2 separate regions of the Homo sapiens genome follow, and region 1 is linked to region 2. Evidence: read pairs that join two places in POLR2A ChIA-PET (ENCODE). Cell type or tissue: A673. All regions are shown on one strand. Each heading gives the region's core, and the rest is flanking DNA. Links, peaks and the distances in the headings are about the cores only. Region 1 overlaps SLBP (stem-loop histone mRNA binding protein). Region 2 has its middle 69 kb from the start of FAM53A.

The links. ChIA-PET counts read pairs that join two places held together with the same protein. Peaks named below come from ENCODE experiments on the same cell type or tissue, not always from the same donor. Only the 100,000 strongest peaks of a DNase experiment are listed, where the experiment ranks them.
Region 1: POLR2A ChIA-PET joins it to region 2 with 8 read pairs; 4 of 35 experiments call an interaction of 5 or more read pairs at or near these places.

Annotation. Positions count from the first base shown.
Region 1 is chr4:1,691,723-1,707,855 of GRCh38, reverse strand. It overlaps SLBP (stem-loop histone mRNA binding protein), which reads left to right. Exons shown (of 8, transcript NM_006527.4): 3 at 4,156-4,260; 4 at 7,786-7,845; 5 at 8,155-8,292; 6 at 11,505-11,654; 7 at 13,016-13,082; 8 at 14,143-15,125. The coding sequence ends at 14,259. Among named protein-coding and RNA genes, the nearest start is that of SLBP, 13 kb to the left of the region's middle. RefSeq lists an enhancer at 1,101-1,601. In A673, for the core only: no CTCF peak of the experiment used is centred there; no DNase peak of the experiment used is centred there; H3K27ac peaks cover 397 bases.
Region 2 is chr4:1,606,830-1,622,962 of GRCh38, reverse strand. It overlaps a transcript of FAM53A not described here. Among named protein-coding and RNA genes, the nearest start is that of FAM53A, 69 kb to the left of the region's middle. RefSeq lists enhancers at 7,606-8,107, 10,584-11,211. In A673, for the core only: no CTCF peak of the experiment used is centred there; no DNase peak of the experiment used is centred there.

The sequences.
Region 1 (16,133 bases), core at 6,969-11,968, 84 kb before region 2:
GCCTGCTTTAGCCTCCCAAAGTGCTGGGATTACAGGTGTGAGCCACTATGCCTATCCTAATTTTTGTATTTTTAGTAGAGGCAGGGTTTCATCATGTTGGCCAGGCTGGTCTCAAACTCCCGATCTTGTGATCCGCCCGCCTCAGCCTTCTAAAGTGCTGGGGTCACAGGCATGAGCCTGTGCACCCGGCCCAGTATCTAGTTTTAATGTCAGTAGTGATCAACAGAAAAATGGGGTAGAAAAATAAAAATGTGAGTTTATGTCTGATGTATAAATAAGATACATCAATTTGAACTGCCAGAATTTGGGGCTCGAAGCCTTAAGCTTTTGGATTTCCTGATTATTATTTTTTAAATTTTAATTATTATTTTTTTTAGATGGAATCTCGTTCTGTTGCCCAGGCTGGAGTGCAACCTCCACCTCCCAGGTTCAAGTGATTCTCCTGCCTTAGCCTCCCGAGTAGCTGGGATTATAGGCACCCACCACCACACCCAGCTGATTTTTGTATTTTTAGTAGAGACAGCGTTTCACCATGTTAGCCAGGCTGGTCTTGAACTCTTTTTTTTTTTTTTTTTTTTTTTTTTTTTTTTTTTTTTTTTTTTTTTTTTTTTTTTTTTTTTTTTTTTTTTTGAGACGGAGTCTCGCTCTGTCGCCCAGGCCGGACTGCGGACTGCAGTGGCGCAATCTCGGCTCACTGCAAGCTCCGCTTCCCGGGTTCACGCCATTCTCCTGCCTCAGCCTCCCCAGTAGCTGGGACTACAGGCGCCCGCCACCGCGCCCGGCTAATTTTTTGTATTTTTAGTAGAGACGGGGTTTCACCTTGTTAGCCAGGATGGTCTCGATCTCCTGACCTCATGATCCACCCGCCTCGGCCTCCCAAAGTGCTGGGATTACAGGCGTGAGCCACTGCGCCCGGCCTGGTCTTGAACTCTTGACCTCAGGTGATCTACCTACCTCGGCCTCCCAAAGTGCTGGGATTACAGGTGTGAGCCACCACGCCCGGACTATTATTTATTTATTCATTTATTTTTTGAGACGGGGTCTCTCTCCCCCAGGCTGGAGTGCAGTGCACGATCTCGGCTCACTGCAACTCCGCCTGGTGGATCACTGCAACTTCCACCTCCTGGGTCCAAGGGATTCTCCTGCCTCAGCCTCCCTAGTAGCTGGGATTACAGACACGCGCTGCCACGCCTAGCCAAGTTTTTGTATTTTGGTAGACGCTGGGTTTCACCATGTTGCCCTGGCTGGTCTGGAACTCCTGAGCCCAGGCAGTCTGCCAGCCTCAGCCTCCCGAGGTGCTAGGATTACAGGAGTGAGCCACTGCCTGGCCATAAATTTCCCAATATTGACTGAAGACTATCTTGAACTTGAGATGGAACTGAGCTCCTGGATGTGGTTTAACTCAAGCACAGGGGGTACTTTGCCAGTAGACGGAGTCCTGACACAGCAAGGACTCTGACATATACTCCTCCATACACATTGTAATCATAGTGTACATAACATTCTGAATTATTAATTACATGCGCCCGAAAGGTAAATGGATATGCTAGCTATTCTGTATTTTATTTATTTTCTGAGACGGAGTCTCTTGCTGAGGCTGGAGGAGCAGTGGTGCAATTTCGGCTCACTGCAACCTCCGTCTCTGGGGTTCAAGCAGTTCTCCTGCCTCAGCCTCCCTAGTAGCTGGGGCCTACTGGTGCGCACCACTGCACCTGGCTAATTTTTGTATTTTTATTAGAGATGGGGTTTCGCCATGTTAGCCAGGCTGGTCTCAAACTCCTTACCTTGGGTCATCCACCCGCCTCGGCGTCCCCAAAGTGCTGGGATTACAAGTATGAGCCACTGTCCTCTGCCACCATATATATTTTTTTGAGATATGGTCTTGCCCTGTTGCCCAGACTGGAGTGCAGTGCCAGGATCATGGCTCACACAGCCTTGACCTCCTGGGCTAGAGTGATCCTCCTGCCTGGGCCTCCTGTGTAGCTGGGACTACAGGCACGCCCCACCATGCTTGGGTATTTATTTATTTTGGAGATGACGTTCCAACCTTTTTATTAAAATCAACTTCTCACAATGTATAAATACTGCATATTAGCACACATGAAAAAGACAACTTCTAAGGCACCCAGAAATACATTCATACACGTTACAGGACCATTTGCAGAGTGGACAATTTGCTGTAGACAGTCAGCATTGGATAAATCAGAAGATTATCATCCCTCAGTACTGTACCCAGTCTCAGTAAATATTTACAACATGGTGAGAAGGTGTCAGCTGTACCTGCTTTATAATTCTATGAAGTACTCAGACTTACAGATAATTCAGAACTAAAGACAGTCCCATGATAATCTGACAAAATAAAACAAGTAGTCTAAAGTCTTAGTGATTTTGGTGTGTGCTACATCCATGATCAAATCCAAACACTCCTGGGGTGGGCTGGATAAGTTTTTGGTAGCCTGCTTCATTATCAGAAGTTTGTTAATAAGCCTTGCCAATAGAATACCATTTCTTCAGCATCAGTCATTTCTCAACTGGTTAATGGATCAGTAATCTCATCATGAATGAGAATGGAGAGAGAACAGAAGACAATTCTTCTCACACTTAACAGGAATTAGGATGGGTCAGTGCAGTCTGGGTACGGTGGCTCACAGCTATAATCCCAGTACTTTGGGAGGCCGAGGCAGGTGGATCACCTGAGGTCAGGAGTTCGAGACCAGCCTGGCCAACATGGAGAAACTCAGCCTGTATTAAAAATACAAAATTAGCTGGACGTGGTGGCTCATGCCTGTAATTTCAGCTACTCGGGAGGCTGAGGCAGGAGAATCGCTTGAACCTGGGAGGCAGAGGTTGCAGTGAGCTGAGATCATGCCATTGCACTGCAGTCTTGGCAACAAGAGTGAGACTCCGTCTCAAAAAGAAAAAAAAAAAAGAATGGGTCAGTGCAGAACAGGAGGAGGCAGACATTTGGCAAGTACAGGATCATACTGTTTAGTATAGACATGTCTGGAAAATTCTTACCCTGGAGGTTCATATTCAGATGGAGGAGTCTACACTGGCCAGATAACCTGGAGGAATGCCAGACCTGCACTTTTATTATATGGATACAGGCTTGGGACTACACAGCGGAAACACCCACCTGAGATAGCCTCAATTAGAGACTTACCTTGCAGAGCCTTCTCAGTATGACAGCGAATCCCTCTGTATGGCCAGCCAGGGGAAGCACGAGGTTGCTGGAAGTGAGTAGTTGCTCTGCACCGTCAAGCATGCACACATCTGTCTAGATGTGCCCGCGATCTGTGAAACTCGGGCTTTGTTAGAATAATGGAATTCTTTGGTGGTCGGTTTTATGAAAGGCAATATTGTCACAATCCTGTCAACATTGACATTGGTAATGACTTCAAGCTGGGACTAATGGCATAGAGACAAATTAAATACAAGATGGGAAACTCTACACTCTCTGAACTTCTTAGAGTCAACTTCATAAGCTCCAGCATCAGGCCGGATGTTGGATCAATGAGATAAGGTTAACCCATAGAAATGCCAGAACTGAAGCTGAAAACTAGATATGGGTTTTTCTGACTGCCACACACACTGCAAAAATTTGAAGCAAATCTCCCATCTTAATGACTTTATAAACACATACCAGAGATGAACGAAATAAGTTGATTTCAGCCATATGATAGCCCTGGACTACTGAAGTGTGGACACCCAAAAGGAATCATAATTTAGTTTGAAGTCTAAAATCTAGTTGGTTTTATTAGACCCCCAAACACAGTGGGCACACTGCCAAGGAGCTCCATGACTTCTGCTCTAGTAAGACAGCCCTGGATAGACAGATGCAGCTGATAGGTTATGTTCTACATCTAGTTTGCTTTTGTCCTGCTAAACTCCAGTTTAGTATGGTTTGATACACATAGTTCACTGATATAATGCTTTTATTTTTTTGGGTGGGGGACAGAGATGAGGTCTCACTATCTTGCCCATGCTGGTCTTGAACTCCTGGGTTCAAGTGATCCTCCTACCTCAGTTTCCAAAGTGCTGGTATTACAGGCACAAGCCACTGTGTCCCACCAGCCTTTGAATATTTCTTGACATACAGTTTGAAAGAAAACAAAGTATGTGTCATGGTTCAGTAGCATTTTCCTTTTATTGCAGCTTTACCACTCCTGAAGGCCCTAAACCCCGTTCCAGATGCTCTGACTGGGCAAGTGCAGTTGAAGAAGATGAAATGAGGACCAGAGTTAACAAAGAAATGGCAAGGTACACATTTTGGACCACCTTGAAGTGTTAATCTGTGGCGTTTTCAGTAACACATTAAATTTGATATTTGTCTTAGAACAGTGGTTTTCAAAGGTCTGGGCTCCAGACCAAAGGCATCAACATTTCCTGGGAACTTGTTAGAAATACAGATTCTCAGACCCTTCCCTGGGCCTGCGAATGGGGTGGGGCCTGGCCATCCTGTGAAAAGCCCTCCAGGCGGGTCCACTCTTTCAAGCTTGAAGACCACTGTCCTCTTGGTGGTAATCCTTCCAAGAGTGGAAGTAGGTGCACAATGGTGTTACTGCTGGATTGCAGGCTGGAGGACTATCAGAACTAACTTTCTTTTTTTTTTTTTTTTTTTGAGACAGTCTCGCTCTGTTGCCCGGGCTGGAGTACAGTGACAAGATCTCGGCTCACTGCAACCTCTGCCTCCCGGGTTCAAGCGATTCTCTTGCCTCAGCCTCCTGAGTAGCTGAGATTACAGGCACAGGCCACCACGCCTGGCTAATTTTTGTATTTTTTGTAGAGATGGGGTTTCACTATGTTTGTCAGGCTGGTCTTGAACTCCTGATCCGCCCACCTCGGCCTCCCAAAGTGCTGGGATTACAGGCATGAGTCACTGTGCCCGGCCTAACTATCAGGAACTTACTATAGTCATTTGTTACCACCGACCTTCTGTGTGCGGTGCTCACACAACCCAGCACAGTAGATGGAGTGCTCTCTCCAGATGAAGGAATACATTGACACTTGGCTTAGGCAACAAACAGCTCAGAAATGCCAACATACAAGGAAAGGTCTCAAACTTGGATTCTGTGAACCTCTTGCAGTTGCACACAAGATTGTTGTGTGTATCCAAGTTCTTGCAAACTAAGCTACTTCGTCTTCGTTGACTCATTACCTAATGCATCCTTAACCATGTTTAATCTCCCTTGATTATCAGTGTGTTGATCCTTTCTCTTTTGATGAGTTGTCTAACTCAAACCCAGTTGCAAGGACTGGGTTTATTCAAACCCAGTTAAAATGTGGCTCATAATTGGTTGAAGTATTTTACAAGATAATTTTAGCCAACAAGTGGCTGATAAACAGGGTCTCAAGAAAAATGTGTCTTGCGTGTCAGCCGCGGAACGATACCTAGACTACCTGTTTTCATTTTGGCAGCCAGTGATGGTATTTATATCAGCCTCCTTTGAAAAGGGACGGGAATATGTGGGAATTGGTTATTGAACATTTGGGGGAGTTATTTGTCATTTCTTCTGGTATCAAAATGTGTGGGTGGATGTATGCCTTGGTAGAAGAAATGAACTAGGAGTTCACAGATGAGAGTACCAGTGTTTTTAGTGAATTATTGCATTTATATAGGTCTTGACTTCCTCAATTATAAAATTAGAATGTTTGACTTGACTTGTATAGTTTGTGTTGCATGCACAAGTCTTAGAACAGTTCTTGCATACCGATAGCCTAGTTGCTCCCTCAAGTCACCCCTTGCCAGGGGTTATCTGCAGCTCTTATTCATGCGTATTCCACCTGTCCAGATTGTCCTGTGAGTGGACCCTATTTGTTCTTCAGATATCTCATGGGTCTGTGCCTGAAAATTGTCCTGTTTTGGAAAACAGCACTGTTTGGGCTGCTCTGTTGATTATACCCTTTGTGATGGAAAGCTACGGCTTTTATTTACTTACTTATTTTTTTGAGATGGAGTCTTGCTCTGTTTCCCAGGCTGGAGTGTAATGATGCAATCTCAGCTCACTGCAACTTCCGCTTCCTAGGTTCAAGCGATTCTCCTGCCTCAGCCTCTCGAGTAGCTGGGATTATAGCTGTGTGCCACCACGTCCGGCTAATTTTTGTATTTTTAGTAGAGGCTAGGTTTCACCATATTGGCCAGGCTGGTCTTGAACTCCTGACCTCAGGTGATTTGCCCGCCTCGGCCTCCCAAAGTGTTGGGATTATAGGCGTGATCCACCTTGCCTGGCCAAAGCTGCAGCTTTTAGTGCAACCTGTGTAATTTAAACTGCTGGCCCTTTAGTGAGCCATTACTGACAGGCCGGCTTACTTCCTGACAGTAAGAGCGGTATGAAATGTCAGCTTACTATGCTTTAAGGAGACTAACAGACTACAAACTAGCAATATAAGAGTATGAAAATGGATTTTCTGCATGGCATGGTGGCTCACACCTGTAATCGCAGTACTTTGGGAGGCCAAGGCGGGCGGATCACCTGAGATCAGGAGTTCGAGACCAGCCTGACGAACATGGAGAAACCCCGTCTCTACTAAAAATACTAAAAATTAGCCAGGCGTGGTGGCAGCAACCTGTAATCTCAGCTACTCAGGAGGCTGAGGCAGGAGAATCGCTTGGACCCGGGAGGCGGAGGTTGCACTGAGCCGAGATCTCGCCATTGCACTCCAGTCTGGGCAACAAGAGGGAACTCCGTCTCAAAAAAAAAAAAAAAAAGAAAAAAAAGAAAATGGATTTTCATCATACCTGAAAACCAGTCTTTCTCATCTGTGGTACTGGAGAGAATGAGGCCCTGCAGCAAATGATTTGCAGGACTAATCTCTGAATCGTACAAAGATGGTGTTATATAGCCAGTGCTACTCTAGATGCACGGGAGATAAATTACTTCATTACCTTCTGGCGTCCAAACTGCACTGAACACCTCAGCAAACTTGGGTGGATTTTAGATTTTGAGAGGAGGCACAGTAATACATGACATAATTTAGATACCTGCATGACAGGCCAGGGGTGGTGGCTCACTCCTGATCTCAGTACTTTTGAGAGGCTGAGGCGGGAGGATTGCTTGAGCTCAGGAGTTCAAGAGCAGCCTGGGCAACACAGACCTCCATGTCTCCAAAAAAAGAAAAAAATTTTTTTGGAGATGGTTGTGGCGGCACTTGCCTGGAGTCCTAGCTGCTTGGGAGGCTGAGGTGAGATGATTGCTTCAGCCCAGGAATATGAGGCTGTGGTAAGCCATGATCGTGCTACTGTACTCTAGCCTGGGTGACAGAGTGAGACCCCATCTCAAAAAAAAAAAGATACTCACATGAACTTGGAGCTCAAGGTAGCTCGTGGTTTCAACGTCAGATTGCGCTAGACTCCTTTTGGAGATGTCATACTTTTTTTTTTGCAAAACTGCGTTCTGGTAATGACTGCAATAGAAAGCAGATGCCTCAGGAAGTTCATGAGGAACAAGAGAAAAGGGGGCACGTTTGGTCTCCAGGATTGGAGAAGGTATGCAGTGCCCAGTAGGCATATGAGTCCCATTAGTAAGTTTGGTGTTTTTAAAATAATTTATTTCAATTTATGTTTTGTTTTTCTTTTTTTAAGGCTGCCAAGTTTTAGGGAATGTAAATTTTTGTTGTGTGGATCTCACTACTTAAACTGAACCTGACAAAGATTTCTTTTGGCCCACGGAGCTTCTGGATTGCATAGGATGGTGTGCCTGCGGGCATCAGGGTGGAGCTTCCTCAGACCTGGCTGCTTTATTTTTATATCTTTTTTAAAAACAGCAATATTTATTTTGCCCTCAGATATAAAAGGAAACTCCTCATCAATGACTTTGGAAGAGAGAGAAAATCATCATCAGGAAGGTAAAGGCTGTGTAAATGTTTCTTTTCTAATTTGATAGACCTGTAATTTGTTAAAAAAAAAAAATTGTGACTGTCAGAAATGCTGACTGTCGCAGTAGCATTTATTAATACCTTTTTCACTAATTTGAAATACTGTATCTGTTGTGTACTAAATTCCCATACATGCAGTCTCCGGACTATTTAGGATTCATATGGTTGGGAATCTGGAGTGAATCTTCCATTATTGTGTTTTGACATTTTCTTGGCTTACCTTACATACATGGTGATCTTAATTGCAGGGCTTATTCTGTTAATCTGTTGTTTTTTCAGTTCTGATTCAAAGGAGTCTATGTCTACTGTGCCGGCTGACTTTGAGACAGATGAAAGTGTCCTAATGAGGAGACAGAAGCAGATCAACTATGGGAAGAACACAATTGCCTACGATCGTTATATTAAAGAAGTCCCAAGGTAGTCTTGTTTCAGTGGCATGTCTTGAACAAGCTGTGTGGCATTGCGTTTCTAAAGAGTTGCTTAGATTGGGTAGTACAAATGATGCTGGGGATAGTTCACACCTGCTAAGAGCTATTTAATAGGGACTTACTGGGGCTTATGACGTAAATAAAGAATGGATTGGCAACTGGAAAACTAAAGACATGAAGATTTTAAAAATCATTTTCATATAATTTTGAATGTTAGATAACATTTTATTTCTTAGGAGTCAGCAATCATAGATGTAAGCTTATTAAAATACATGATGGGGAAAAATGAAGTTCAAGTTAAATATTGTAAAATTCTAATTGGAGAAAAAAAAATTGGCATTGCCCTATTGTCTTTAAGCAGCATGTTCTTGCCTATCCTGGTCCCTCAAACACACAGACACAGAAGGATATAAAGAAAGCTTTAGTGTTTTCCTGAACTTTTTGGCAGGATTGGGGTTGAAATTTACATTTCTGGGCCAGGTGCAATGGCTCATGCTTGTAATTCCAGCACTTTGGGAGGCCGAGAGGACTGCTTGAGGCCAGGAGACTAGCCTGGGCAATATAAGGAGACCTCATCTCTACAAAAAATTTAAAAATTAGCCAGGTGTGGTGGTTTGCACCTGTAGTCCCAGCTACTTGGGAGACAGGTGGGAGAACTGCTTCAGCCCAGGAATTCAACGTTACAGTGAACCATTAATCACACCACTGCACTCCAGCCTGGGCTGCAGAGTATGAGACTTTGTCTCTTAAAAAAAAAAATTTTACTTTTGGCTGAGTGCAGTGGCTCATGCCTGTAATCCCAGCACTTTGGGAGGCCGAGGAGTGCGGATCATGAGGTCAGGAGATCGAGACCACCCTGGCTAACACGGTGGAACCCCGTCTCTACTAAAAATACAAGAAATTTGCTGGGCGTGGTGGCACACATTTGTAGTCCCAGCTACTCGGGAGGCTGAGGCAGGAGAATCACTTGAACCTGGGAGGAGGAGGTTGCAGTGAGCCGAGATTGCACCACTGCACTCCAGCCTGGGTCACAGAGCAAGACTCCATCTCAAAAAAAACAATTTTTTTTTTTTTTTTTTACTTTTTTGGAACATAGCTGGCAAAGGAATAGTAAGATTCAATGTGATGGTGCTTTTTTTTTTCCCTCCTGACCGAGTCTTGCTGTTACCTAGGCTGAAGTGCAGTGTTATATCATGTCTCACTGTGTATTCATTTTTTTGAGACGGAATCTTGCTCTGTTGCCCAGGCTGGAGTGCAGTGGCGCAATTTCAACTCCACCTCTCGGGTTCAAGCGATTCTCCTGCCTCAGCCTCCACAGGCGCCTGCCACCACACTTGGTTAATTTTCGTATTTTCAGTAGAGATGGGGTTTTACCATATTGGCCAGGCTGGTCTCGCACTGCTGATCTCGTGATCCGTCTGTCTCTGCCTCCCACAGTGCTGGGATTACAGGGGTGAGCCACCACGCCCAACCATCATGGCTCACTGTAGTCTTAACTCCTGGCCTCAAGCAATCCTCCTACCTCAACCTCCTGAGTAGCTGGGACCAGCGGTGCATGCCGCCACACCTGGCTAAACTTTTAAATTTTTATAGAGATGGGAGTCTCCCTATGTCGCCCAGGCTGGTCTTGAACTCCTGGCCTCAAGTAGTCCTCCCAAAGTACTGTGATTACAAGCGTGAGCCACTGTGCCCAGCGGATAGTGATTTTTTTGAGACCGAGTTTCACTCTAGTCCAGGCTGGAGTACAATGGTGCAATCTTGGCTCACCGCAACCTCCGCCTCCCAGGTTCAAGCGATTCTCCTGCCTCAGCCTCCCAAGTAGCTGGAATTACAGGCATGCGCCACCATGCCTGGGCTAATTTTTTTGTATTTTTAGTACAGATGGTGTTTCTCCATGTTGGTCAGGCTGGTCTCGAACTCCTGACTTTGGGTGATCTGCCTGCCTCGGCCTCCCAAAGTGCTGGGATTACAGGTGTGAGCCACCGCACCCGGCCCGGATAGTGCTTTTTAATTTTTTAATTTTTTTAAACATATTTGTTCATTTTGTAGGATCTCAGTTGATTTTTTATTTATTTATTTATTTTTGAGACGGAGTCTCCCTCTGTCACCAGGCTGGAGTGCAGTGGCACGATTTTGGCTCACTGCAACCTCCGCCTCATGGGTTCAAGTGATTCTCCTGCCTCAGCCTCCCGAGTAGCTGGGATTACAGGTGTCTACCACCACGCCTGGCTAGTTTTTTGTATTTTTAGTGGAGACAGGGTTTCACCCTGTTGGCCAGGCTGGTCTTGAACTTCTGATCTCAGGTGATCTGCCTGCCTCAGCCTCCCAAAGTGCTGGGATTACAGCGTGAACCACTGTGCCCGGCTTTTTTTTTTTTTTTTTTTTTTTTTTTTTAAGGTGGAGTCTTGCTCTGTTGACCAGACTGGAGTTGCAGTGGCATGATCTAGGCTCATTGCAACCATCGCCTCCCAGGTTCAAGCAATTCTTCTGCCTCAGCCGCTGGAGTAGCTGGGACTCAAGGCATAAGCCACCATGACTGGCTAATTTTTGGTATTTTTAGTAGAGATGAGGTTTCATCATGTTGGCCAGCCTGATCTCAGGCTCTTGAGTTCAAGTGATTTGCCACACCCAGCAGCGTTTGTTTTTTTTTTTTTTGGAGGTGAAGTCTCGCTGTGTTGCCCATGCTGGAGTGCAGTGGCACGATCTCGGCTCACTGCAAGCTCTGCCTCCCGGGTTCAGGCGATCCTCCTCCCTCAGCCCCCTAATAGCTAGGATTACAGGCACAGGCCACCACGCCCGGCTAATTTTTGCATTTTTAGTAGAGACGGGGTTTCACCATGTTGGCCAAGCTGGTCTCGAACTGCTGACCTCAGGTGATCCACCCACCTTGGCCTCCCAAAATGCTAGGATTATAGGTGTGAGCCACCGCTCCCAGCCCCTAGCTGTTTTTTTGTTCTGTTTTGTTGTTTTTTTTAAATAGAGACGAGGTCTCACTGTGTTGCCCAGGCCATTTTTAAATTCCTGAGCTTAAGTGATCTTGGCATGACCTCCCAAAATGCTAGGATTACAGGCATGAGCCACCATGCCTGGTGATCTGTAATATTTAAAATAATACTAATCTCATAGTTTGGTTAATCTTCAGGCTAATGTGGAAATGTGAGTGGCATGTGGGCATGTGCTAGAATAATCTTTCTCCTGTAGACACCTTCGACAACCTGGCATTCATCCCAAGACCCCTAATAAATTTAAGAAGTATAGTCGACGTTCATGGGACCAGCAAATCAAACTCTGGAAGGTGGCTCTGCATTTTTGGGATCCTCCAGCGGAAGAAGGATGTGATTTGCAAGAAATGTATGTCTTTATTGCATTCTTGTCCTGTGATTCTCTGATTGGTCCAGTGACTGGAGCAGCTGCGCACCACTGGGACAGGAGGTCTGGTGCCAAGTCCCCCAGCAGCTGTTGGGGAGCAGAGCAGCTGCTGCAGCTCGGTGCTGAGTTCTTCTGTACTGGGAGGGAGGCAGCTGGAAGGAAGAGTTTGCTTCCTGGATTGAATTTATTTTTTCAAGCAAAGTCAATCTGGGAATACAGTTTTTGTTTGTTGTTTTGCTGTTTTTGTTGTTGTAGTTGTTTTTCCCCTAAAAATTACAATAATCTCTGGAATTTGTTTTTTAAATATAAATATCCTAAAAAGTATTTGAGTCATTTCGGCTCAACCATGAAAATAAAAGTTCTTAATTAAGGAAGGAAGGCTTTCTTTCTCTGTTGGCTTTTTTTTTTTGGGAGATGCTCTGTCACCGAGGCTGGAGTGCAGTGGCGTGATCCCGGCTCACTGCAACCTTCACCTTCTGGGTTCAGGTGGTTCTCCTGCCTCAGCCTCCTGAGTAGCTGGGATTACAGGCACGCGCCACCACGCCCAGCTATTTTTTGTATTTTTAGTGGAGACGGGGTTTCACCATGTAATTCCTGACCTTGTGATCTACCCGCCTCAGCCTCCCAAAGTGCTGGGATTACAGGGGTGAGCCACTGCTCCCAGCCCCGTTGGCCTTTAAACTTGTGCCTAGTTGAAATGTCTCAGGCCTGAACTTTTGCTGCATCATGGCAATACCTGCTGACCAGGAAGGTAGAGAGAATGATCGTGTACCTCCCTCCCTCTATGTGGGGTTTCTTCTCAGCTCCCCTCTGGTCCTGAGCCTCTCGCTTCCTCAGACACATTCTTTAAACAAACAATTAGAGTTTCTCCTCTGTGCTGGGAAATTTTTTAGAGACTGGCATGTTTGAAACGATTGTAAGTGGCTTTACCAGTTTGTCCTGACAGATGTCATTTGGGTTTTTTCCCCCAGTGTGACACCATTGTCCCATTCTCTGAGTAGAAACTTGGAAAAATTAGTGATAATGCATAGTATGTTCATCACAGTGCTCATTTCTCCCCCTCAAAAATTGGGCTTATGAGTGTTTCTGTTTCCAAGGATGCTTGTGTGGTGAGCCCAGCAGATCTTTTTGTTGCTTCTCATTGCCATCCGCTTTCTCTTTGCTGGATTGATTGGGCTGGGATTAAGTCTGTCAAATAGTCACTGAAAGCTGACCCCTCAGGGAGCCTCGGGCACACTGTCAGTGTTGTGGCTGTACCATATGGATGGGGTTTGTCTGTAGCGCCCCGTCTCCTGGCTTTGTTAAGTTAGTGCCTGACGCACATGTTGGATCTTGTTTAACAGACACCCTGTAGACCTTGAATCTGCAGAAAGCAGCTCCGAGCCCCAGACCAGCTCTCAGGATGACTTTGTAAGTACTTTGGATAAGTCTTTCAGCTTGGGGGTTGCAGGTGAATTGTTAATAACACATGCTGCCTTATAAACTGAAGTTTGGACTGGGCACGGTGGCTCACGCCTGTAATCCCAGCACCTTGGGAGGCCAAGGCAGGCGGATCACCTGAAGTCAGGAATTCAAGACTAGCCTGGCCAACATGGTGAAACCCTGTTTCTACAAAAATACAAATAATAGCCAGGTATGATGGTGGGTGCCTGTAGTCCGTGCTACTCAGGAGGCTGAGGTGGGAGAATAGCTTGAACCCAGGAGGTGGAGGTTGCAGTGAGCTGAGATGGCGCCATTGCACTCCAGCCTGGGCAACAGAGCAAGACTCTGTCTCAAAAAAAAAAAAAGAAAGAAAACCATGTGCTGCGCGTGGTGGCTCACGCCTGTGATCCCAGCACTTTGGGAGGCTGAGGCAGGCAGATCACCTGAAGTCAGGAGTTCAAGACCAGCCTGCCCAACATAGTGAAACCCAGTCTCTACTAAAAATACAAAAACTAGCTGGGTGTGGTCATGCAGGCATGTAATCCCAGCTACTCAGGAGGCTGAGGCAGGAGAATCACTTGAACCCGGGAGGCAGAGGTGGCAATGAGCCGAAATTGTACCACTGCCCTCCACCCTGTGTGACAGAGTGAGACTCTGTCTCAAGAGAAAAGAAAACCGTTTTTAAATGTATCAGTTTAAATACTGTCTCCTGTCCTGAGACAGCCACTATTTGTGGTTTTGTCTAGGCTTTTACAATTCTTTCTGTGCTTATAAACTATGTACATGGCCAGGCACAGTGACTAGTGACTCCTTCCTGTAATCCCAGCACAATGGGATGTGTGCACATCTAAACGTCAGTGTCTTGTAAATGGTACATGTGGTTTCTCTTTGCAGTGTTATTATTAAAATCTGTCTCAGTTGCACGTGAAGTGTACACCTTGCTGTGCATTACATCACATGATTTACCACATAAGGAGTGGGGTGTAGGAAGGGGCCCCTGTTTTCAGGGTGAGATGAATGTCAACCGAGCCATGCTTCTGTTTTCCAGGATGTGTACTCTGGCACACCCACCAAGGTGAGACACATGGACAGTCAAGTGGAGGATGAGTTTGATTTGGAAGCTTGTTTAACTGAACCCTTGAGAGACTTCTCAGCCATGAGCTAACTGCCCCCTGGCGGCCAGGAAGAGAAACAGCTCCTCCCCGACTAGGTGGAAGGCTGGCCAGGCACCAAGCATGTGTGTGCACTTGTACCTGGTGGTTTCTCTGTTAGCAGTCCATTAGCTCATGCTGAATTATTTTTGCCTTACTTTCTTAAGAAACATTAATTTTATGTATAGTGAGTATATTTTGCATGTTTTAAATTGTAAATGGAGCTAAGTCCAAGAAAGTACTTGAAGCTCTCTTCCAGCGAGCTTAATTGCGTAATCCCTGTTGTCCTCCAGGGTAAGCTGACACGTCTACATAACTGGTTTTCCACAGGCATCTTCAGTTATTGCTTGTCAGGTGGACTGTTTTGGATTTAACCATGTAATCCATGGGACCAATTGAGAGTCAGCTACTTTTATAGGCATCAAAGTATTCTCAGACACCTTTAATATCTTTATGGAAACTTAATTTTTGGCCTTTTATCAATATGTCATAACAGCATTCTGAAGTCAGACATTGTTAAATTGAGCTATTAAACTAATGAGTTTTATGTAAGTTATATGGTCTTAATTTGGTACTTGTAAATAGCACTAGTTAGACTCTTTAGAATACTCCAAGAGTTAGGGCAGCAGAGTGGAGCGATTTAGAAAGAACATTTTAAAACAATCAGTTAATTTACCATGTAAAATTGCTGTAAATGATAATGTGTACAGATTTTCTGTTCAAATATTCAATTGTAAACTTCTTGTTAAGACTGTTACGTTTCTATTGCTTTTGTATGGGATATTGCAAAAATAAAAAGGAAAGAACCCTCTTTCACTGACTGGGGCTGTTGCCAGGTGGGCCAGCTGCCGTGAGAGCTGACATGTTTGGAGGGTCAGAATTGTGTCTGCCTTTCTTGTGTCTGAAGCAAGTGGCACTCAGTGAGTGGCGCTGGGTAAAGGGCCTTCTTTATTTTTTTAATTTTATTTTTTGAGAGTTTCGCTCTTGTTGCCCAGGCTGGAGTGCAATGGTGCAATCATGGCCCACTACAACCTCTGTCTCCCGGGTTCAAGCGATTCTTCTGCCTCAGCCTCCCAAGTAGCTGAAATTACAGGTATGTGCCACCACACGCAGCTAATTTTGTATTTTTAGTAGAGACAGGATTTCTCCATGCTGGTCAGGCTGGTCTCGATCTCCCGACCTCAAGTGATCTGCCTGCCTCGGCCTCCCAACGTGCTGGGATTACAGGTTTGAGCCACTGCGTGTGGCCGGGGGCCTTCTTTAATAGGTGTCACATGTCACATTTGGTCTGATGCTTATTCATCAGCACTGGCATGACAGCCTTCCCTGTCTCTTGGGAGAGACCCTGCAGCAGGATAATCATCAGTCTGAGGGTGCCCTGCTCCCACTGCCTTCACCCTTGGACCGTGGTTGCTGCCTGCAGACGTGACCACTAGTCCACGCCACAGCGACCTGTCCCGGAGATCCCTCCAAGTGATGCTGGGCTGGTCTTAAGCCAGGGATGGGCTCAGGTAACTTTGTTCTAGGAGCTTGAAGAGGGCAGAAGCTCTTGTTTACTTAGCTTGTTTATGGAGACCTCAAGCAGTGTCAGGTGGAGGGTGGTAGACACTGGGGTTGTAGCACATGCCCTGGTGAGGAGACCCAGCTCTTTCAGGGTGGTAGGAGGTGCCTGATAAAAGGTGACATCTGGGGAGGGCAGCAAGCAGAGGCCACGAAGTGGGAGCACTCAGCATTGACTTCAAGAGTCCTAAAATGTGGGAGGAGTTCTGGGGGCCTGACTGCAAGCCTCAGTCTTGAGAAGGCAGAGGTGAAGGTCCTTGTTAGATGGTGACAGTTCAGTGGTGCTGTGGCCTCCATCATGACTGACGGAGAGCAGCTCTCCTGGGTT
Region 2 (16,133 bases), core at 5,697-10,696:
GGGAGGGACACGCGGGAGGCCCAGGCAAAGCGTGAGGTTCATGCTGGCCGTGTGCGTGTGGCCTCCCCTTCCCCTTGGTGCTGACTTATCCTGTCCCTGGCAGGGGCCCCTCGAGGCAGAGGGTGGTTGCTTCTGGCCTCAGGCCTGGTGGGGGCTTCAGGAGACCTTTGGAGGGCTTGGAAATGTGGTGCCTGAGTCTGAGGGAGGCAGAGATGGCTGCGGGCAGGATCTGACTCCCAGCCTGGGCCCAGCCAAACAGCCGCTGTTCCCGACCTCCCTCCCCGAGCGAGCCAGCCCAGAGCTCCACCGTCCCCTCACAGCCCCCGCCAGACCCCCAAATGGGCATGCAGGGCTGGAGACCCTGCCCCTCTGCCCCTGTTTGTGTGTCTGAGGCCATTTAAAACGGGCACAGAGGGCCGGCTGTACTGCCAGTCACAGGGCAGGGCTGGTGGGGCGGCCCCTCAGCGGCAGTGCCCTGGGAGGGAGGAGGAGCCCAGTGGAAGGAGGTCATGGGAGGGGCCGTGGGGCCAGGGCCTGGCTGGAAGCCTGAGGGGCCACAAAGGAGTCCCCAGGGAAGGTGCCCACCCCAGCCAGATCCACCTTCAGCCGGGGGGCTCCTGCTGCAGTGACTCCTAGGGAAGCAGCCGCCTTTGTTCTGCCCCTGTCGTCACCCCCACACTGGGGGCTGCACTCTGACCGTCACGCTGGCTGGAGAGTATGAGCCGAGGCTGGCATCCTGATGTGACTCCGGGTCCTGCCTCTCTCCGTGCTGCTGCTGTAACGGCACCGTGTCTGGGTAACTGATCGTGAACAGGGGTCGGCGGGCTCAAGTTTCTGGAGGCTGGGAAGTCCCAGATTGCGCAGCCGCATCTGGAGGGTCTCTTGCTGTGTCGTCAGGTGGCAGAGGGCAGAGGGGAAGGAGGAAGGCGAGAGAGCAGATGGGGTCGGAACCTGCCCTTTAATATGTGCCCCGTTCCCAAGACAGCAGCATCGATTCGTTCATGAATGCGGTGCCGTCCGACCCAAACACTTCCCATCAGGTCCCACCTCCCCACACCACCACTGTGGGGATCAGGTTTCCAACACATGAGCCTTGGGGGACGCATTCACCCCACAGTGGGTGGGGAGCCCCATGGCCGCAGGGATATTCCCCCAACACGGTGCCAGGGACGGCACGGGCCAGACGTTCAGCCTGCTCTGTGTGACCTGCTGGTTCCTGCAGACCCAGGCTGGGGTCTCAGAGCTGGGGAAGGCAGGGACCTTGTGACAGCCTTGGATGGGGGGACTGCCCCAGTCCAGTGGGAGGGGCTGGCACTGCCTCCGTGACCTGGGACAGGACCCAGTGGAGCTAATCCTGATTCCCTCACCATCTTCGCTCCCCGCTGTGGAGGCTGGGTGGCGGCAGATCCACCCCACTGTCCCCCACCCCAAGCTGCTGGGCCCCACCTCCCAACCTTCCTTGCAGTGGAGTGTGGCCATGTGACTAAGTTCTGTCTGATGAGATGTGAGTGAAAGTGTTAGACAGGACTTTCAGGAAGACTCCTTAAAAGTAGCCGACTGACCGGGCGCGGTGGCTCATGCCTGTAATCCCAGCACTTTGGGAGGCCGAGGCGGGTGGATCACGAGGTCAGGAGATCGAGACCATCCCGGCTAACATGGTGAAACCCCGTCTCTACTAAAAAATACAAAAAATTAGCCGGGTGAGGTGGCGGGCGCCTGTAGTCCCAGTTATGCGGGAGGCTGAGGCAGGAGAATGGCATGAACCCTGGGGGGCGGAGCCTGTAGTGAGCCGAGATTGTGCCACTGCACTCCAGCCTGGGTGACAGCGAGACTCCATCTCAAAAAAAAAAAAAAAAAAAAAGTAGCGTAGCTGACTCAGCTAGGAAAAGGGTCCCCTGTTCTTTGTGTTCCTTCTTTCTTGCTTCCTGAAACTGAGGCGTGATGGCTGGGGCTCTGGCAGCCATTTGAACCATGAGGTGACCTTGGGCAGGAAGCCACATGCGAGGAGGTGGAGCAGAAAAAAGCCAGAGGTTGCCTACGTATGTGGTGACCCTGGGGACCCGATCCCAGCCTGGCATGGCCACCTCCAACTCTGGTCTCATGAGAGAGAAGTTGACTTTTGCTGTGGTTGCTGCTACCGTGTTGATGGCAGTGTTGTGTTTTGGTGTTGCTGTTGCTTATGTTGTTGTTGTTGGCAGTGATGTTATTTCTGTTGATGTTTTCATCATTGTTTTTGTTTTTGGTGGTGGTGGTGGTGGTGGTGTTTTTTCTTTCTTTCTTTTTCTTTTTTTTTGTGAGACAGAGTCTTGCAGTGTCACCTGGGCTTGAATGCAGTGGCGCAGTCTCAGCTCACTGCAACCTCCACTTCCTGGGTTCAGCCTCCCAAGTAGCTGGGATTACAGGCGTCCTATGTGGTGGTGCTTTTGTAGGTTTTTGGCATTGCTGATGGTGGTGGTAGTGATGACGGTCCTGTTGGTGGTGATGGTGTTTTGTATGCAGCCAGTACAATTCCTGACTGTGGCAGGAACCAAAGAGAATCCCCCCTCTGTGGAAACAACTCCCGGAAAGGCCTCCCTTGCTCCAAGACAAAGTGAGAAGACAGAGCTCAGGTGCTTCTGTGGGATGTCTGCGGAGGAGGGGCCATTTCCTTCCACAGCTGTGTCCAGGCACACTTGAGAAAGGTCTGTTATGGGAAATAAGATGACATTTTATTTATTTATTTATTTATTTTTAATTAATTAATTTTTTTTTTTTTTGAGACAGAGTCTCACTCTGTCACCCAGCCTGGAGTGCAGTGGCACGATCTCAGCTCACTGCAACCTCTGTCTCCCAGGTTTAAGCGATTCTCCTGCCTCTGCCTCCCCAGTACTGGGACTACAGCTGCCCGCCACCACGCCCGGCTAATTTTTGTATATTTAGTAGAGACGGGGTTTCACCATATTGGCCAGGCTGGTCTCGAACTCCTGACCTTGTGATCTGCCCACCTCAGCCTCCGAAAGTGCTGGGATTACAGGCGTGAGCCACCACGCCCGGCTGACTTGTTTTTTAATAAAGTATAAGGAAATGTGGAGACCATGAGGCGAGAGAGGACAGCTTAGATGATCGCAGGGCAGATGAAGTGAAGCAGATCCAGGTGCCAGTGTGGGCGAAAGGGACCTGACATGCCCAGGACAGGGCTTTGCGTGTGGACGCCGTGAACCCCCATTCCTGCCAGGGCCCTGAGTGGTACAAATGGAGCTCCAATGCACAGCAGAACTGGGATCTGTAGTAAAAGACAAAGCGCAAGGCCGGTGCCCGGTGCGTGAGTCAGAGACGCTGGAGATGAAGGGCGGGGGTGGTCACGGGAGGCCGGGGGGTGAAGACCTGAGAAGCCGATTGCAGGGTATAGACCCAGAGATAGGCCAGCACCTGGTGCGGGAGGGAGATGCGGCTTGGAGGAAAGTGCCCATGTCCACAGGTGCATGAGTCTGGGAACAGGGCGGGAAGGCCGGCCAGTCCTGAAGTGGGCCAACCCCAGAGACGCCGAGCTGGGCAAGGGAGCCCAGGCCATGCCTGCCATACCCCTCCATGCGCGCCACCAGCTGGCCCTGGCCTCTGCCCTCCTGCCTTGCCTGCCCTGGTGAGGCCGGGTCGTTGGCCGCCCTGGCAGTGCGTGCCGTTCCCTCTCCAGCTCCGTGTTTGCCCAGCCCCGGGCAGTGGTAAGGGGCCGCTCGCCACAAGGTGGGATCCTGGCAGCTCCTGCCTCAGCCTGTGGCTGCAAAGTTCAGTGACTCGTTAGTAACCTGCTTCACTTAGAAGGTGCTGGAGCTCAGGGAGGATGGGTGAGCAGCGTGGGCCCAGAGCCTGCCTGTCTTTGACCCCAGGAGGAAGAGAGCCCAGGCCGTTATGTGGGCTGCTTTGGGGTGGGGGCTCAGTGGACCCCCAGCTCTCACCTGTGGACGCTCTGCGGCATCCCCTTCCCCGTCTTGTTGGCAGCGTGGAGCAGCGTTGCTGGGTTGGGTGCAGGTTGATGTGTTTCTGTGCTGTGTTCACTGAGGTGAGCTTGTGGCTGCCGCAGATAAGCCCTGAGCCCTCGGGGGGCCGTGGAGGCCTCAGCCCAGCCCAGTGAGAGGGCTGGGGGTCGGGGGCTGGGGGTCGGGGCTGGCTTATCTGTGCGGTGGCATTCCCCCGCTGGGATGGTGCTGGGGTTGCACACAGGCCCGCATGGCTGGTTCTGTGGCTGGGTCCCATCCCTCCAGCCACGTTTTCCTGGCCATACCCCATGGCCTGGGAGGCCGGCGGCATGGAATCGCTTCAGCCCAGAAGGGAAAGGCATCTTTGGCGGCCACAGCCATGAGCCACAGTCCACCCCTCAGGCTGCCAAACAGCCTCCCCTCCCGTCTTCCTTCCCCAGAGCTGCCGTCCCCATGCAGCTCCAGCCCACACCTCCAGGTGGGCACAGCAGGGCCAGGAGACTCTGCCTCCCATCCCTGCTCACCTGTCTGGGGCTGTCTGAAGGGGGCCCTGGGGGCCCGGCTGTGGTACCAGCCCACTTCCCACCCAGGGACATTTGGGCCTGGAGCTGTGGTCAGGCCCCAACAGTTACTGGTGTTCCAGTCCGGGCCTGGTTTTCCTGGGATTCTGGCCAGGTCTTTGGCCATTCACTCACCCGCCTACCCTCAGACACACTTTCCCATGCCATCCCCACTGAGGGTGGCCACCTGGGGGCCACAGCCTGGATGCACCCCTGCCGTGATGGGCCTTCGGGCTCAAGGCCAGCCTCACTGTCTCTGCGAGGCAGCACGTGCCCTGTCTTCTGGTTCTACTTCTTCCCCAAGAGGCAGCACTCACCTGCCTCTGTCTTCCTTCCAGGTTGCCTCACGGACTGTTTCACCAAGTATGTTGCCATGACATAGCACGGCCCTCCATCTTCCCATCTTCACGGCATCTGACAGCCGTCTCCTCACTGGTCGGCTCTATGCCAAGCATTCGTGACACACGTCAGTTCTGTTGTGGTGGCACCATCGCAGCGACTTCTCTCTTGGTGAAGGAGTTGCTGCTGCTCACCAGCAGCTGCCGACTGCTCCTGGGTGCTCCTGACATGCAGGCGCTCCCTTCAAGGGGTGGGCGCAGGCACCCTCAGGCCTGAGGCTCTGCTGTCCTCACCGCTGAAAGAGAACCGTCAACCCAGAATGCTATACCCAGTGAGAAGACCGTTCAGGAATGAAAGGGGCGTCAAGACATCCTCAGATGAAGGAAAACCAAGCGTGTTTGTCACCAGCGGACCTAAAAAAGAGTGGCTAAGGCAGGTCTCGGAACAGAAATGGAAACAGTGAAAGAAGAAACCTTGGAACATCAGGAAGGAAGAAAGAGCGCAGTAGGCAGAATTATGAGTGAACATAATAGGTTTCCTTCTCCTCTTGAGTTTCCTAAATTATGTGTGATGGTTGAAGAAAAAAATTAGAATACCGACTGATGTGATTCTTGATAAATGTAAAGGAAATGTTTATGATATGTTATAGGTGGGGAACTAAATGGACACCAGGGAGGGAAGGCTTCAGCACTTCCCTGAAGCTGGTAAAATGTCAACACCGGCAAACTGTCATGAGCCACGTATAAGTAATAACCTAGAACAGCAACTAAAAAAGTGGATGAAGAGATGTACTCAGAAACACCATAAATAGCTCAACAGATAAATAACTCAACACATGATCCCAAAGTCATGAAGATACTCTCCTGTTTGCTAAAGTTAAGTTAAAATGGAGACTGAGCAGACAAAACATGCAGGCCTCATGAGTGTTGTCAACCTTGCTTGATTTGTAAATATAAATGAAACTTTTTTTTAAAATTTCAAGATGGAGTCTCCCTCTGTTGCCTGGAGTGCAGTGGTGCTATCTCAGCTCACTGCAACCTCCGCCCTCTGGGTTCAAGTGATTCTCCTGCCTCAGCCTCCTTAGTAGTTGGGACAACAGACACGTACCACCGTGCCTGGCTAATTTTTGTATTTTTTGTGGAGATGGTGTTTCACCCTGTTGGCCCAGCTGGTCTTGAACTCCTGATTTCAAGTGATCCACCTGCTTCGGCCTCCCAGAGTGCCGGGATTGCAGGCATGAGCCACGGTGCCCAGCCCATAAGTGAAACTTAATTTGAGCCTATATTAAAGAAAAACAGAGCTGAAGCTCAGCCAGCCAAAGCAGCCAAGAAACTTACATAACTAAGGCTTCTCCGCGGGACAGACCGAAGCAGGCAACAGTGTGACTGTCACCAATCCAAGCTTTTCTTTGGTTTACTTCTGCATCCTTCTTATCAAAGCCTTCACCCTGCATTCCCTCAACCACTTCTGGTTTGCAGCTGCTCAATTCAAGAATGTATTTGCTCAAATAAACTATTTTGCCTTTTAAACATGTGTTTTCCTAGAATAGTCACAGTTTTAGTTTTGTTGTTGTTGTTGTTTTGAGACGTGAGACGGAGTCTCGCTGTGACACCCAGGCTGGAGTGCAGTGAGATGGAGTCTCACTGTGACACCCGGGCTGGAGTGCAGTGGCGCAATCATGGCTCGGCTCCCGTGTCATCCAGCCTGCTGGGCGCCAACTTGCTTGGCCCCTCTTGATGGCCCTTGGGCTCAGTAGGGAGGGGTGGGACCTCCCCGCTTCCAACCTTGGCCGTGGGGACCTGCGTGCCTGGCTGAGTGAGCCGCTCCTGGGCTCCTGGCACTGTCTTCATCAGCAGTGCTGATGTGTCCTGTGACTTGCTTTATTTTGGGTTTGTTTCATTTTGTGGTTTTATTTTGTGTTTGATTTTGCATCTCATGTCGCTCCGCAGTCTCACATGCTTCCTCTCCTGGCTGTGCCCACCCCTTCGTCTTGCCGGTGTCTTGATTTCCTGCACCAGAACCTGCTTACTGCATCCAACATCCCCCATCCTTCCTTCCTGGAATCCCAGAATCTCTCACACAGTGGCTGGCCCAGCACCCAGGGGTGATGACAGGCAGGAGGCCCCTTGAGCTGTGGCAGGTTGGTCTCTGTTGAAACAGCCAAACGGATGTCTCTGAAACATCGCCATCCACAGCCTTGCCCATCCCTGCCCAGCCCCTGCCCTAACGTCGCTGCTCTGTCTTTGCTGCATGGCGGCTTTGGAGAAAAGTGCATGGTCCTTCATCTGTGGATGCAGCCAATCCCTTGTTCGGATTCTGCATTTGCACATTTGCCTCCTTGATAAAGTGGCAACCCCCAAATCAGTACTTGTGGTGCTTTTGTGGTCATTCTTGGACATGTGAGGAGCAGCAAACAATTCGGGCCATCCCCTGTGTGCGCCCAGGTGGGATGGGCGTGGCTGCATCCTGTCTTCCATGTGTGCCCAGGTGGGATGGGCGTGGCCACATCCTGTCTTCCGTGCGTGCCCAGGTGAGGTGGGCGTGGCCGCATCCTGTCTTCCATGTGTGCCCAGGTGGGATGGGCGTGGCCACATCCTGTCTTCCGTGCGTGCCCAGGTGAGGTGGGCGTGGCTGCATCCTGTCTTCCATGTGTGCCCACGTAGGGTGGGTGTGGCCGCATCCTGTCTTCCATGTGTGCCCAGGTGGGGTGGATGTGGCCGCATCCTGTCTTCCGTGTGTGTGCCCAGGTGGGGTGGGCGTGGCCGCATCCTGTCTTCAGTGTGCGCCCAGGTGGGGTGGGTGTGGCCGCATCCTGTCTTCCGTGTGGGCCCAGGTAGGGTGGGCGTGGCCACATCCTGTCTTCCATGTGTGCCCAGGCGGGATGGGCATGGCCGCATCCTGTTTTCCGTGTGTGTGCCCAAGTAGGGTGGGCGTAGCCGCATCCTGTCTTCCGTGTGTACCCAGGTGGGGTGGGCGTGGCTGCATCCTGCCTCCCTTGTGTCCCCAGGTGAGGTGGGCGTGGTCGTGTCCTGCCTTCTGTGTGCCCAGGTGGGGTGGGCGTGGCCGCATCCTGCCTTCTGTCTCTGCTCATCTGTAAATGTCCTTTTTTGTGGTTTGCGTGTGCCATGTTTTTGCTCTCGTGTCCCTTTGGTGATTTTGCTGTTTAAAGCGGCCCCTGTGCCCGGTGCTGAAATGCCATCTGGTGTCCGTCAGCATAGGACGGCCATGGGGCACCCCGTGGAGAAATGCGTGTGGGGCGACCTGCCTCTGGGTGGGAGCTGTGGCACCGCTGGCTGTGAGCTTGATGTTAAGGGATCAATATACACGCTCAGTGCGGTGTCTGTGAATAGGGCCACACATAAAGCAGGGCCGGGTATTGATTGGCGGACGGAGCTGTTGTGACCGGAGGCGGCAGGAACCTCCCCTGGGCTGCCCCCAGGAGCAGGAGCTCCCTGTGCAGAGGCTTCCTAGACAGAACCCCAGGGGCAGCGACGGCTGACCTGGCGCCCCGTCCTCTTGCTGCTGCGGTGACGCTGCTCTGGGGCTGTGCCTCTTCTGTTGTTCTGGTGTGTCTCTGCATCCCCCTCACGTCTCTGCATCCCCCTCACGTCTCTGCGTCCCCCTCACGTCTCTGCATCCCCCTCACGTCTCTGCATGCCCCTCATGTCTCTGCATCCCCCTCACGTCTCTGCATCCCCCTCACGTCTCTGCATGCCCCTCACGTCTCTGCATCCCCCTCACGTCTCTGCATCCCCCTCACTTCTCTGTATCCCCCTCACCCCTTCGCCGGTGGGTGATGCTTGGGTGCTCCTCAGCAGGCCCCGTGACTTTGGCTGTGTGGCCTGAAGTGGGGCCGTGGAGCCCCAGGGTCTGCAGACACCCTTTCCACAAGCCCCACAGCCGGCCTCTGGGATGGGCTGCGCGCAGCCTGCAGGCCCCAATCCTCCTGTCCTTGCCGGCGGTGGCTGTGCTATGCCCCTCCAGTGTCTGCTGCTCCACACCGAGTGTGGCAGGTGCCCAGCGTGACTGGCCGCATTCATCTGACTCCTGTGAGGCTGGTCGCGTGAGCATACCAGCCAGCTGGCACCCTCCTCCTGAGAATCGCCGAGTCTTTGGTGCTCACTTCTTCTTCGGGGTTCTCTGACGTTTTCGTATCAGTTTCTGAAGCCTGCTGATGTGATCCCAGCCTCTCCCTCTTTGCGTGGGACCTGAGGTACAGGTGAGGTACAGGTACTGTTCTCCATATAATGATCCTATTATCTTTCTTTCCTAGTTTTTGAGTTATGTAAAAAAATAACTATTGAACTTTATGAAAAGCATTTCCAAGTCTTCTGAGACAATTGTGTGGTTTTTCTCCTGTGGCTCCTGATGGAACTAACCACAGGGGTGATTTTCTGGTGTGGAGCTGTCCCGGCACACCTGGCCTGCTTCACACGGTGTCACTTAAGGTACACTGTTGGATTCATTTCCATGAATGCAGCTTGCCTGTGACACACACACGCATAGCCACGCACGTCGGTGTGGATCTCAGGCCTGCCCGGGACTTTCTTCTCTCGTGGTGCCTGCGTGTGCTTATTTTCGCATCAGGGTTGCAGTGTTTTGCGTGTTTGTGTCCCTCCAACATTCATGTTCAAACATTAGCTCCAACAGTAGGACTAAGACGCAGGGCCTTTGGGAGATGGTTAGGTTTCAGGGGCTCTGCCCTCCTGGCTGGGATTAGGGCCCTTACCGAGGGTTTTGAGGGACTGGGCCCACTCACTTCTGCTCTTTGACAGGGTGAGGACCCGGTGACAGGACGCCATATTGGGAGCGGAGCCTGGGCCCTCGCCAGACACCAAACCTGCCGGCGCCCCTACCTTGGGCTTCCCACCCCCAGTACCTTTCTGTTCTTTGTAAATTACTCAGTCTGTGTGTTTTGTTACAGCAGCAGGGGCGGGACTAAGGCAAGAGTTGGCCATGCCTTGTGCACAGAGGTGGGAATAGCCCTGCTTTCTGTTCTCTGTTCTCTGTTTTCCCGAGTAGCTTGTCCCTGCCGGGTTGGGTTGCTGCAGAGGCTGCCTCTGCTGACCCTTTGGTCACTGGGTAGGGCTGGGAGGCCGTGCCAGTGTGTGCGCAGGTGTCTGTGCTTGCGTGTGCATGCCTGGGTTAGTGAATTTGTGCTGAGATGTACATATGTGTAGCAGGCCATGTGCCTTGTGTGTGTTGGCATGTGTGTGTAAGTGGGTGCCATGTGCCTGTGTGTCAGTATGCGTTTGAGTGTATACATGCGTGTGTGATCACGTGCCCGAGAGCATGCAAGCACCCACATTTGTGCAGGTGAGTGGATGCAGGTGTGTACATGTGTGCACTTGTGAACCTGCCCTGTGTGTACATGTGCTGGTGTGTGCATGCTTGTTTATGCTGTGCGCATGTGGGTGCCGTGTGTCAGTGTGAGCACACGTGTGTCACATGCGGCAGGCCTGGGCGTGTGTGCATGCACCAGGCTTGTATGCATCTGTGCAGGTATCATTTATGCACCTGCCATGTGCGTGTTTACGCGAGTGTGTGTGATGTGTGGGTGCAGGTCCGTGTGGGTGTGTACATGTGTGCCTATGCATGTGTGGTGTGTGTGAGCATGTGTGTGTGTGCGCGCATGCCTTCGTGTGTGTCTGAGGGGGCGGAGCACACCCCTCGAGCGTGCTGGCTGAGAGCACTCGGCCCTGCCTGGGCTTCTCGGGAGGCCCTGGCGGGAGCCCAGTAGCCACTTTAACCTTCACTGGCAGCACCGTGAGAGGTCTTGCACGACCTGGTGTAAATACAGCAATCTGCACTTCAGATAAATACAAGATGCATCAAAAGATTTAAGGCACCTGTTGTGTATTTAAAAGACTTATATCTTGTTTATGGTTCAGTATAAAACATACAGCTGATTTATTTAGTGGCTGGCCCATTGCAGAGGAAATCTCATTTCAATCATAAACGGCAGGGTTTGATTTAAGAATTCATTCTTTAATGGGTCTGCAATGTTCAAATTTAAACCCATTCAATTCATCAGCCAAATATTCAATATGGGCACAGGGAACTCATTTAGGCAAACAGAGACTTTTAATATAAATTTTCCGGGAGATTTCTCCATCGATTCCGCAGTTTAGTGCAAAATGATTTGTGCGATACATTCTTGGGGATCAATGCCGCCGGTCAATGGCTCCTATAAAACCACCTCCCCTGCCAGGCACGGGTCAAGGAACTTTAGCTCTCGGGTAGCTGCTCGGCCGGACAGCAGCACTCTGCTGGAGTCGTCCCTTCTCTCTGCATGTGCCGCCATCCACTGGCCACCTCCTGGCAGAGGGGCTGCCTCCAGCCTGTGCTGAGAACCTTTGGCATGGCCAGGGTGGGGGGCCCTCACCCTCCATGCTGGCCCCTTGCCCACCGTGTGGACAGAGACTGCAGGGCTCAGGAGCCAGGGCCCCCACGGAGGCGCCTCTGCTGCTGGCACATGGAGCAGCCTGGCACGGTGCTGCCCGCCCAGGCCTTGGTACCTGCCTGTGTCTGGAGGCCCAGCAGGGGCTACATGTGGCCTTTGAAGTGAGGAGCTGCCTGTCTTCTTGTGCACCAGGGGCACCTCAGGAGAGGCTCTGCCAGCTGGGCCAGTGCAGGTCAGCTCAGTTCCCTGCCCTGGGACTGGTGAGGAGCCTCTGTGACCTGAGCTGCCCTTGTGGCCTGAGCTGGGTCTGAGGGCTGCTCTCCAGGACAGGCCAGGAGGACGGGGGGAGACTGACTGCTGAACACCAAGGCTTCGAACTGGGGTGGCGGGGGCCCCCCTCCAGCCAGGGGTGTCTCTCAGGGCCCACGGACAGACCCCACACCCCCATATCCTGGCCCAGCCAGTGCTCCAAGGACTGAGCTGAGCAAGAGGAGTGAAGGCCACACACAGTGTCGCTGCAAATGAGGGACACCGCCCACTGCGCCCCTGCTTCCTGTGAGCCGGGCTGGGTCAGGCGGCTGAGACGCACCTCAGGGTGGCCCAGAGGCCCCGTTCTGTGCCCCCATTCCCCAGCTAGGGCCCTGAGGATCTGCCGGAGGTCACCAGGCAGGGTTCAAAGCCACATGGTCCAGCCCACGTCCGTGCAACCAGCAGGTGCCAGTGGCAGGGCTGTGCCCTGGAGCAGGGTGGGTGCTCAGAGTGTGGGCAGCCTGAGGGCCTCGGGTGTGCTGCGGACAGGGCTGGTCCAGGGGTGAGTCGGGGGCAGAAAGAGGGCAGCCGGGGCCCGGGTTGGGGGCAGGGGCCAGTGTTTTGAGTGTGGCCGCAGAGCCTGGCAGGGCAGATGGGGGCGTCTGGCTGCCCTGCCCTGTCATGGGGCTGTGCAGTGGGGGAGAGCCTGGGAGGTGCCCCTCCAGCCTTGGCCTGGGGTCACAGCCACCTCAGCCGCCTGCCCAGCTGGGGTGCCCAGGCCTCTGTCCCCCACCCCAGGCCGCCCCCCACGTCGCGGAATCCCTCCCAAGCCCAGATGCCCTGCCTGGGGACTTTGCAGTCTCTCCACCCCAGGCCACCCCCACTGCCCTCCCTGTTGTCCTCCAGGCCCTAGTCTGGCCCTCCCAGTGTTGGGCACCTCTTGCTGCTCTGGCCCCGAAAACAGGGGCCCTGCTGGGATCCCCGGTCACCATCTCCACAGACCTTCGAGGCACGTAGCCCCTGCACCACGCCTGGGCATCCGAGAGCCTGCTCACTTGTTCATCCCTCCCCTTGCCCGTCTGCCCCTTGGGCTCCCCTGCACGGGCGGTGTCCTGAGGCGGGTGGCAGGTCTTCCGGCAGGCAGCTGGGGTCCGGGGGCCAGGGGAGGCAGCTGGAGTCTGGGGGCCAGGGGAGGAGAAATTCTTGGTGTGGGGGCAGCGCGTTGAGTGGGGTGTAGGGAGGGGTTGGGGAAGGGGGACAAGCTGCTGTGGACGGGCCCAGTCCTGGGTGCCCCCTCGGCACTGAGCTGGCAGGGGGCTCAGCATCCATGATGAGGGGTTATAGGTGCTCACAAGCATAGGGAAGTCGCAGGGGCTGAGACACCCATCTCGGGGGCCGCCACAAAGCCCTGGGTTCCAGGGAGGCCATATTAGTCCATTCTCATGCTGCTATAAAGAACTGTGTAATTTATAAAGGAAAGAGGTTATTTATTTATTTATTGAGACAAAGTCTCTGTTGCCCAGTCTGGAGTGCAGTGGCGCGATCTCGGCTCACTGCAGCCTCTGCCTCCTGAGTTCAAGCGATTCTCCCACCTTAGCCTCCCGAGTAGCTGGGATTACAGGCGCCTGCCACCATGCCTGGCTAATTTTTATATTTTTAGTAGAGACGGGGTTTCACCATATTGGCCAGGCTGGTCTTGAACTCCTGACCTCAGGTGATCCACCTGCCTAGGCCTCCCAAAGTGCTGGGATTACAGGCGTGAGCCACTGCACCTGGCCAGGAAAGAGGTTTAATTGACTCACAGTTCCATGTACTGAGGAGGCCTCAGGAAACTTATAACCCTGATGGAAGGCGCCTCTTCACAGGGCAGCAGGGGAGAGGGTGAGAGCCTGGCGAAGGGGGAAGCTCCTTATTAAACCATCAGATCTCGTGAGACTCACTTGTTGTCAGGAGAACAGCAGTATGAGGGTATGTGCACCCATGATCCAGTTACCTCCACCGAGTCCCTCCCATGGCATGTGGAGATTATGGGAGTTACAATTCAAGATGAGATTTAGGTGGGGACACAGCCAAACCATATCAGAGGCCCCGGGGCAGGTGCAGGCCTGGGCCTTCCCGTGAGAGTCAGTGAGGCCCTGGAGCCTGTCAGGACCTGGGGGGCTGGAAGGAGGCCCGAGGGGCTGATGAGGGATGGGGGTGTGGGGCTGGCCATGGACCCCAGGCCCCGGACTCTGTTTCTGAGAGTGGGGGACCCCAGGCAGCAGAGACAGCCCTGCCAGAGCCACATCCTGAGGGGAGGGGATCCCTGAGACCAGCGACAACTCTGGACAGCCCTCTCTCCCAGAGGCCTAGGGGGCTCCTGAGCAGGAGCCAGGGCTTGGGGTCTGCAGCACCGCTGGGCTTGGTTCCTGACGTGGATTCAAGGCCAAGTCTGAACTGCATCGGCAGCCGCCATCCCATTTGCTCAGTGGTGCAGCGCTGGGCCATCTGTGTCTCTCCCTCCTGCTCCTCCTTGGGCCCCGCCTCCAAACCCGCATGGTCCCTGTCCCTGGCGCCCTCCGTCCCGTAAGCCCAGCATACGAGGATTCACCAGGAATGAAAAGCAGAACCCATATTGATTTCATTTCCAAATTATTAATCAGCTTCACAGCTCAGCAGAAGTATTGCATTGTTCAGCTTGGACAGATCCAAACGGCTCTCCCTCCGGCGAGCAGGGATGGGTGAAGGACGGGGAGTGATGGACGGGGCTGAGGCCAGGCACTGGTGGGCAGCGGGTGTCAGGTGCCGGAGCCGTTACTAAGCAGAGTGTGTGTGTAGCGGCTGCAGGACCCTCCTTGGGTTTCAGCCACTGCTGACCTGACTTTGCTGCCTCTAAGCCTCCCCCACCCACTGGGCCCTCCCACCAGGGGCCTCACCTCTTGCCACGGAGCCCCTCAGGAACCAGCAGGACAGGCCCCTGGGACAACAGAGAGCAAGACGGAGACAACTGCAGCCTCCACCCGTGGCTGGCGCCTGGGCGGGGAGGGGCCCGTGAGCATGGAAACAGCAGATCCACGCAGTTTCAGGCCACCGTCGCCACTGTGGAGGGAATTATGGGGCTGGGGGCACCCAGGACGGGGCTCTCTCAGGAGGCCATGTTTACACGGAGGTCTGGAGGTTCAGGAGGGGCCGCCTGGGGTGGGGGTCTCAGGGTGCAGGCACGGCAGGTGGAACACATAGAAGATCGGAGAGGCCGGGAGGGGCTGAGGAGACCAGGGGGGCCATAGGGGCACCATCAGTGGCTGAGCTGGGGTTTTGTTCTCTGTGTCCTGGGAAGGTGATTTTTTTGTTTTTGTTTTTATTTTTCTGAGACAAAGTTTTGCTCTGTCACCAAGGCTGGAATGCAGTGGCCCAATCTCGGCTCACTGCGACCTCCGCCTCCCGGGTTCAAGTGATTCTCCTGCCTCAGCCTCCTGAGTAGCTGGGATTACAGGCTCGTGCTACCACATCCGGCTACTTTTGGTGTTTTTTTTTTTTTTGAGACGGAGTCTCACTCTTTTTGCCCAGGTTGGAGTGCAGTGGCGTGATCTCGGCTCACTGCAACCTCTGCCTCCTCGGTTCAAGTGATTCTCATGCCTCAGCCTCCCGAGTAGCTGGGATTACAGGCACACGCCTCCACGCCCAGCTAATTTTGTATTTTTAGTAGAGACATGGTTTCTCCATGTTGATCAGGCTGGTCTCCAACTCCCGACCTCAGGTGATCCGCCCACCTCGGCCTCCCAAAGTGCTGGGATTAGAGGTGTGAGCCACTGCACCCGGACTGGGCGGGTGAAGCCAGGGCTTGGCATGGCTTGATTTCCACAGGATGGATGTGGATTAGGGGACATCAGTGGTGGGGGGGCGGCCTCACTTAGGCCCGAATGGATGAAAGGATGTGATATGGAAAATTCACTTCAAGATGCTCTGGGGGATGGGTGGGGTGGAGATGGAGCCACTTTGCTCCTGAGTTGACGATTGAAGGCCGTGGGTGAATGGCACGAGGTCCCATGCTACAGGTCTCACTGCTTTTGTGTACGCACGCACGTTTCCATAATAATAGAATAAAAACTGGAATGAGACACCCACTAGGATGGCTATGATTAAAAAAAAAAAAAACCCAGAGGCTGGATGCAGTGGCTCACACCTGTAATCCCAGCACTTTGGGAGGCCGAGGCAGGCGGATCACTTGCGGTCAAGAGTTCAAGACCAGCCTGGCTAATAGGGTGAAACCCTGTCTGTACTAAAAATACAAAAATCAGCCGGGTGTGGTGGCGCATGCCTGTAATCCCAGCTACTTGGGAGGCTGAGGCAGGAGAATCGCCTGAACACGGGGAGCAGAGGTTGCAGTGAGCTGAGATCGGGCCACTGCACTCCAGCCTGGGTGATAGAGTGAGACTCCGTCTCAAAAGAAAGAAAACAAAAAACCCAGAAAGTGGCAAGCGTTGTGGAAGCTGTGGAGACGCCGAAACCCTCGTGCCCTGTTGGTGGGAACGTGAGGTGGTACAGCTGCGGTGGGGAACAGCATGGCAGCTTCCAAAACGTTAAACAGAATCTCCAGGTGATCCTGAAATTCCGCCTCTGGGTACAGGCCCAAGGGAGTGGAAAGCAGGG